Regions from separate parts of the Homo sapiens genome. Here region 1 is linked to region 2. Evidence: chromatin loops called from intact Hi-C (ENCODE). Cell type or tissue: Panc1. All regions are shown on one strand. Each heading gives the region's core, and the rest is flanking DNA. Links, peaks and the distances in the headings are about the cores only. Region 1 overlaps PLCG2 (phospholipase C gamma 2). Region 2 has its middle 60 kb from the start of MPHOSPH6.

Region 1 (2,914 bases), core at 157-2,656, 290 kb after region 2:
AGAGGAACTGGCAGGCAGTTACCATAAAAAGAAATCTGTTACAGCGTCAAGGCTAGGAACGTAAAGGTGTACCAAAAGCTACACTTCCTGCACCAGAAGAATTGGTGTCATTCCTAAGCCTTATTAGACTAATCTAAAAGAAGCAAATTAAGGAATCACAGCCCTGATCAGTGCCGGGTTTAAAGTAGTTTATAGGCCAGGCACAGTGGTTCACTCCTTTAATCCCATCACTTTTTTTCAGACCAACATGGCAAAACCCCGTCTCTACTAAAAATACAAAAATTAGCCAGATGTGGTAGTGTACACCTGTAGTCCCAGCTACTGAGGAGGCTGAGGCAGAGGTTACAGTGAGCCGAGATCACCCACTGCACTCCAGCCTGAGCGACAGAGCAAGACTCCATCTCAAAAAAAAAAAAGGGGGAGTTTACAGTGTGGGTGAGTTAACCCAGAAGGGTTGCCAAATATCAGGCCTCTTACAAATGAATACTCATTATTATTGCTAGAGTAGCAATGTTCATGAAAATGAACATTTCTAGAGTACAAAAAAAAAAAAAAATCAGAAACTTTAAACATTTTCCCAAAGTCTTGTTTCATCTAGTAACTTGCTAAGGAATTCATTTCCTCAATGGTAAGATAGGCAGCCTTGACATAGTTTGGTTCTGTCAAAGTGCCATCCAAGCACCATCTGGGGAGCTGCCTAAAGATGCAGATTCCTTGGCCCCACCCTGGGCTGACTCATCACCCTGTGGTGGGTCCAGGAACCTGCACTTTCTTCTGAGTCTTGCTCTGTCACCCAGGCTGGAGTGCAGTGGTGCAACCTCAGCCTTCCAAGTAGCTGGGATTATGATTACAGGAGTGAGCCACCGTGCCCGGCCAGCACCTGGATTTTCTAGCATGCCTGCTGCTCAGAAACTGGGCTCCTGCCCAGTAGCAGAAATGGTCAGGTTTATGATATTATACAAAAAAAGGTGGAAGTTGAGGGAATGTCTGAAAACAAAAAAGATCCAATTCAGCTCTTCATTGAGCCCCACGTTTCCAAACAATATCAAAAGACTGTATTTTTTTATGTAAGTAACTAAAATGACAGTCATCTTTCTCTTGAAAAATGATCCTCAGAAAACAAGGGAACAGTGACCTCTTGAGGAATCCAGAAGAATCTATGATCTCATATCTCATGCACCATGCATCAGAAATACTAAAGGAAGAGGAAGAAGGAAAATTCAACATCCAGCAAGGGCCTATTTGTCAAATATTATACCTAAAATCCAGTGGGAAAGATCCAGTGGGAAAGTAAACTAGAGAAACTATATAGAAGCTAAGGAGAGCCAGTTTTTTTTGTTTTTGTAAATGACTGGCTCTAGAAGCAGCAGGGTCCCAAATCCCCTCACCTGGAAGTGTCTATCTCAGCTGTGTAGGAAGGGCTCAGTCATCTGGGATTCAGCAGGGTTCTTAAGAGCTGGTCGTATGACCCAGCTTGGCTTGGTTGCAGAAAAATACAAAATGACCCTTCTTATACCATGAAGGGATCTTGTGTTTTCTTCAGCAGGGAAGAAAACTGTAACAACTCAAAGAAGTAAATTAACCCACCCAATTTTATAGAAGAAGAAGGTGAATTCTGAAGGGTTTGGGGAGTTGGACCCTCGAGATTGTTACTCCCCCCCCAAGATGCCAAAGGTCTCTCCCTTGCCACCCTCTCACACTGCCAGCCAGAGAGCAGGAGGGGGAGATCAAACCAGACTTAGCCCTAGCTAGGGAGAAGCAAACCGCATGTAATATTTCAAAATGAAATCAAACTGCAGTGCCAGGTTGAGGATCCACTAACAATCCAGTTTTGCTTGTAAACATCCCACTTTGAGGGGCATAGCCTCCCCTGTCACCCACTTCCTCCCACCTGTGTGCTACACGACAGGCTGTACACCTGCTCTCCAAGCCACCCAATCGGTTTTACAGTGATTCCATCCAAACCAGGAAAAATCATTTTTCATTCTTTTTGAAGCCAGCAGCCAAACCAAAGTACAACGCCAGCCCAAATCGAACATCTTAATTAAAATGCCTCTTACCTGATTTGACTGCTTTAATGGGGTAAGTGGCATGAGCAAGAAAGTTGGGATCGCTGAACATATCTTCTTCATAAACCACAAAGCGCAGAAATGCCAGGTTTGGGTCATAAATTTCAAATGTCACCTTCTCCTGTGTTGGAGCCCAGATAGGGCTGAGGCCATTATCATCTGGAAGGAGATCAAAGCTCATGAGAGGCCACATTGGAGCTGCCCCCTTCTGGTAAGACAATCTCCGCATCCTTCAGCTGTGAATCCCCTTAGCAACCATGTAAATAAATATGCATCTATGCCAAGATCTAAGAAAATCTGAATAATTATCTTCACTCCCCCACCCCACCTTGAGCAATCCTGGAAGCTGCTGTTGCAGGCTGGTCCCTTGGTGAGCAGAGGAAGGAGACCACCTCCCATCTCCCCGCCCCAGGATCAGGGACAAGGGAACGGGGGAGGTGTTTGTTTGCAGAGCAGGAAGGTGGATTTTGGAAAAGACAAAAGGGGAGGAGAGCCTGGGAGCCACATCCACCAGCAGGGGGTTCTACAGCTGGCAGGGGAGAGCCCAGCCTCACAGAGCAGGCAAGCAGCAATCCTGCCACTCTCCATAAATGCCAGTTTATTTGGTCAGCATCTGAGTTGTTCATTGGGCTACTTTTTACCAGGGGCAAGGATCCTGTGCTTTAGAAGGCCCACCAATCACGGTTCCCTCCTGGCTTTTCCTGGAAGAGCAAGCATTCCTCTTGTCCCTCCTGCCCTCTAGGGGCTAAGATCTCCCAGGTTAGGCTGATCCTCTGGGTCAGGTCAGCCACGTAGGTTCACCCCCTCTCTCTGTGTCTCTGCCTCTTGGCCTTTGACTCAGGAGA
Region 2 (2,914 bases), core at 119-2,618:
ACAAGGGTCATAGCCGCAAGGAGATCACACTGTATGGTGAGACATATGCTCCTTTGATCGATCAGCTGAGAATTCTCCATTTTCATTTTTATCCAGGTAGGAATGTAATAACTTCATCTTCCTGTATTGTGGTGTTTCTCCGTCTCTATTACTAAGCCAGATGCTGTTTACGGTACCTCATGCTGGGGGTTGAGAGGTAGATAAGCTCATTAACTTACCATTCATCCTCAGCCTATGCCATTCTGCAGGCAGGATGCCCAGCCTGGATGCCAACTTTTTACAAATAACTATTGAAACTGTCAGTTATCTTCATGAGCACTGCTCCGGTGAAAGAACAGCATAATTGGGGTGGGGGGTGGTAAAATGTTAGTGAGCTCATTTTTTTCACCAGCAACAGTAACAAAACATCTTTCTGGGGATAATATATTTACTCTTATTATTTGGTTCATAGCAGGTAAATTCCAAATAATACAAGAGTGAAAAATATCCAATTCCTTAGCTTTTAGGAGAGGTAGGACATACAATCTCTCAAGTTCCAAAAAATACAGAGATCATGGGACCCTATATCTTTTTTTTTTTTTTTTGGTCTGATTTTAAACAGAAAAATCCTGATGCTTATTTTTCTTCTTAGATATTTGTATGCTTAAATACAAGGCAGCAGGACTATAAGAAAACCCCAGTGTTAACCCTCAAGGAAAAGATATAAATTTGAATGATCTATGACATTGTCCTCTAGGACAATGGATGGTTCATTATTAAGTCAACCAAAATGTAATTTCCAGTATCCTTTCCATCCCTCCTAGTCTATAAATCCAAGACTCCAGCAATTTGCCTACTCCTGCCCATCCCTTAAAACTCAGCTCAGCTGCCAAAACCCTAGTGAAGGCTTCCTCTCTCCTGTGAGCATTGCTAACGTTTCTTTTCTCCTAGTCTCCCTTTATCTTCTGCTTTCTCTCGTCTGGCCTTTCTCAAGCCATATTCTAATTGTTATTAACCCTTCTGTCTTTCGCCTTAGTGAGGTCCTAAGAGATAGGAGCCAAGTTTATTCACCTTGTATCCCAGGGCCTGTAGTTCTTGGTATACAGGATATCCTCAATAAGTATTTGCTGAACGGGAAAGGAAAGAATGAATGTGGGAAGGGTGGAGTATCTTGGCAGGTGCTTGCTACTCAAAGAACTAGAGCTCCATGGTGCAGCAAGGGAAAAGGTCTCTGCCTCCCAGCAGAGGGCAGCAGAGAGCTTAGGAGCAGAAACTCCCTGCAGGATGATTAACTCCCAGAGAGAGGGTTTTCCCAGAATTATGGGTGGGAAAGGCCAAGTACCACCAAGAGAGGCAGCTGATTGGATTAGGTGGTAATTGAGATAGTTGAGAGGTGTTTGCAATTAATTTAAAAGGGGAGCCATGTACTTTAGTGTCGACAGGCAAAATCTGGCCAGGTGTGGCTTGTCTGGGCCTCAGGAGGGACAAGGGAGAGGCTAATCCAATCCAATCTAATCTAATCAACTGCCCCTCATGAACAAGATCCCAGTGTAAGCCAAAGTTCAATTAGCCAGGGTAAAAAACAAACCCAAACTCACACATACACTTACGGAACTTTAGGGTGGAGAGGACAAACCCAGTGACACTAAAAATCAGAGACACATCATTCATTGTCAGATGTCACGGTGTGCTCAGGTAGGACATCAAACCTGGCAGAAGTGTATAAGGACGCTAAGAAACAAAAGTGAGTCCAATATAACTGGGTGAATTGTGTTTTGTGGAACAGGGCCTCATCTGAAAGTCCATAGCCCTGGGAATTGGATTCCCAGCAGGGAATGGGCTACAACTGATCTCAATGTCTTGGTATTCATGAGGAAGAGGAAGAATAGAGAGCAAACCTAAACATCAACACAGAATGGGTCACTAATGGGTAGCCAGAATTTTAAAGAGACTTAAATACTAGATAGCCTATGAGGCAGGATCTGAGCAGGGAGACAAACCTTGAACAAAAGTCAGTGACAAAGAGAAGGTTCTGCTGGTCAGCTCAGAAATACCAAGGGCACAGGACCTGAGAGAAGGAGTCTGGAAACAGTTGTGTTTTGAAATCACAAACCTGGCCGGCCGCGGTGGCTCATACCTGTAATCCCAGCATTTTGGGAGGCCAAGGCGGGCAGATCACGAGGTCAGGAGATTGAGACCATCCTGAATAACACGGTGAAACCCCCATCTCTACTAAAAATACAAAAAATTAGCTGGGCGTGGTGGCAGGCGCCTGCAGTTCCAGCTACTCAGGAGGATGAGGCAGGAGAATGGCGTGAACTCGGGAGGCAGAGCTTGCAGTGCGCCGAGATGGCACCACTGCACTCCAGCCTGGGAGACAGAGCAAGACTCCGTCTCAAAAAAAAAAAAAAAGAAATCACAAAGCCTCTCCCTTCACCCTCCTGAGGACCAGACAAGCCACACCTGGCCACGTTCTGCCAGTTGACACTAAACGACATGGCTCGCCTTTTACATTAATTGCAAACACCTCTCAACTGTCTCAAGCACCATCTAATCCAATCAACTGCCTGTCATGAACAAGGTCCCAGTGTAAGCCACAGTTCAATTAGCCAGGGTAAAAAACAAACCCAAACCCACACACACACGCCGTCACAGAGCTTTAGTACCGGGTTGCATTTTATAATTCCAAAGCCCGGGACTTTTACTGCTGACAGTATGGTCTGTGGAGCAGAAACAACATCATTACCAAGGAGGTTGTTGAAATGCAAAATCTCAGTCCCCACCCCAGACCTACTGAATCATACGTAATCTGCATTTTAACAAAATCTCCAGATGGTGTGTGTGCCCATTAAATTGGGGAAGCACTATTCACCACCACCTGATCCCTGCCTGCACCTCCGACTGGAACCGGAGACACTTTCCATCCTGACAACAA

The links. Hi-C counts contacts between places; a loop is a spot of excess contacts. Peaks named below come from ENCODE experiments on the same cell type or tissue, not always from the same donor. Only the 100,000 strongest peaks of a DNase experiment are listed, where the experiment ranks them.
Region 1: it touches region 2 in a loop (8-fold over the local background); 69 of 110 quality-filtered maps call a loop at or near these places.

What each region holds. Positions count from the first base shown.
Region 1 is chr16:81,939,206-81,942,119 of GRCh38, reverse strand. PLCG2 (phospholipase C gamma 2) reads right to left here. Exons shown (of 33, transcript NM_002661.5): 30 at 2,061-2,228. Among named protein-coding and RNA genes, the nearest start is that of SDR42E1, 71 kb to the left of the region's middle. In Panc1, for the core only: CTCF peaks have their summits at 935, 1,134 and 2,571 (motif pointing right); a DNase peak (open chromatin) is centred at 1,139.
Region 2 is chr16:82,228,528-82,231,441 of GRCh38, reverse strand. No RefSeq gene overlaps it. Among named protein-coding and RNA genes, the nearest start is that of MPHOSPH6, 60 kb to the right of the region's middle. In Panc1, for the core only: CTCF peaks have their summits at 1,026 and 1,230 (motif pointing right); a DNase peak (open chromatin) is centred at 1,241; H3K27ac peaks cover 597 bases.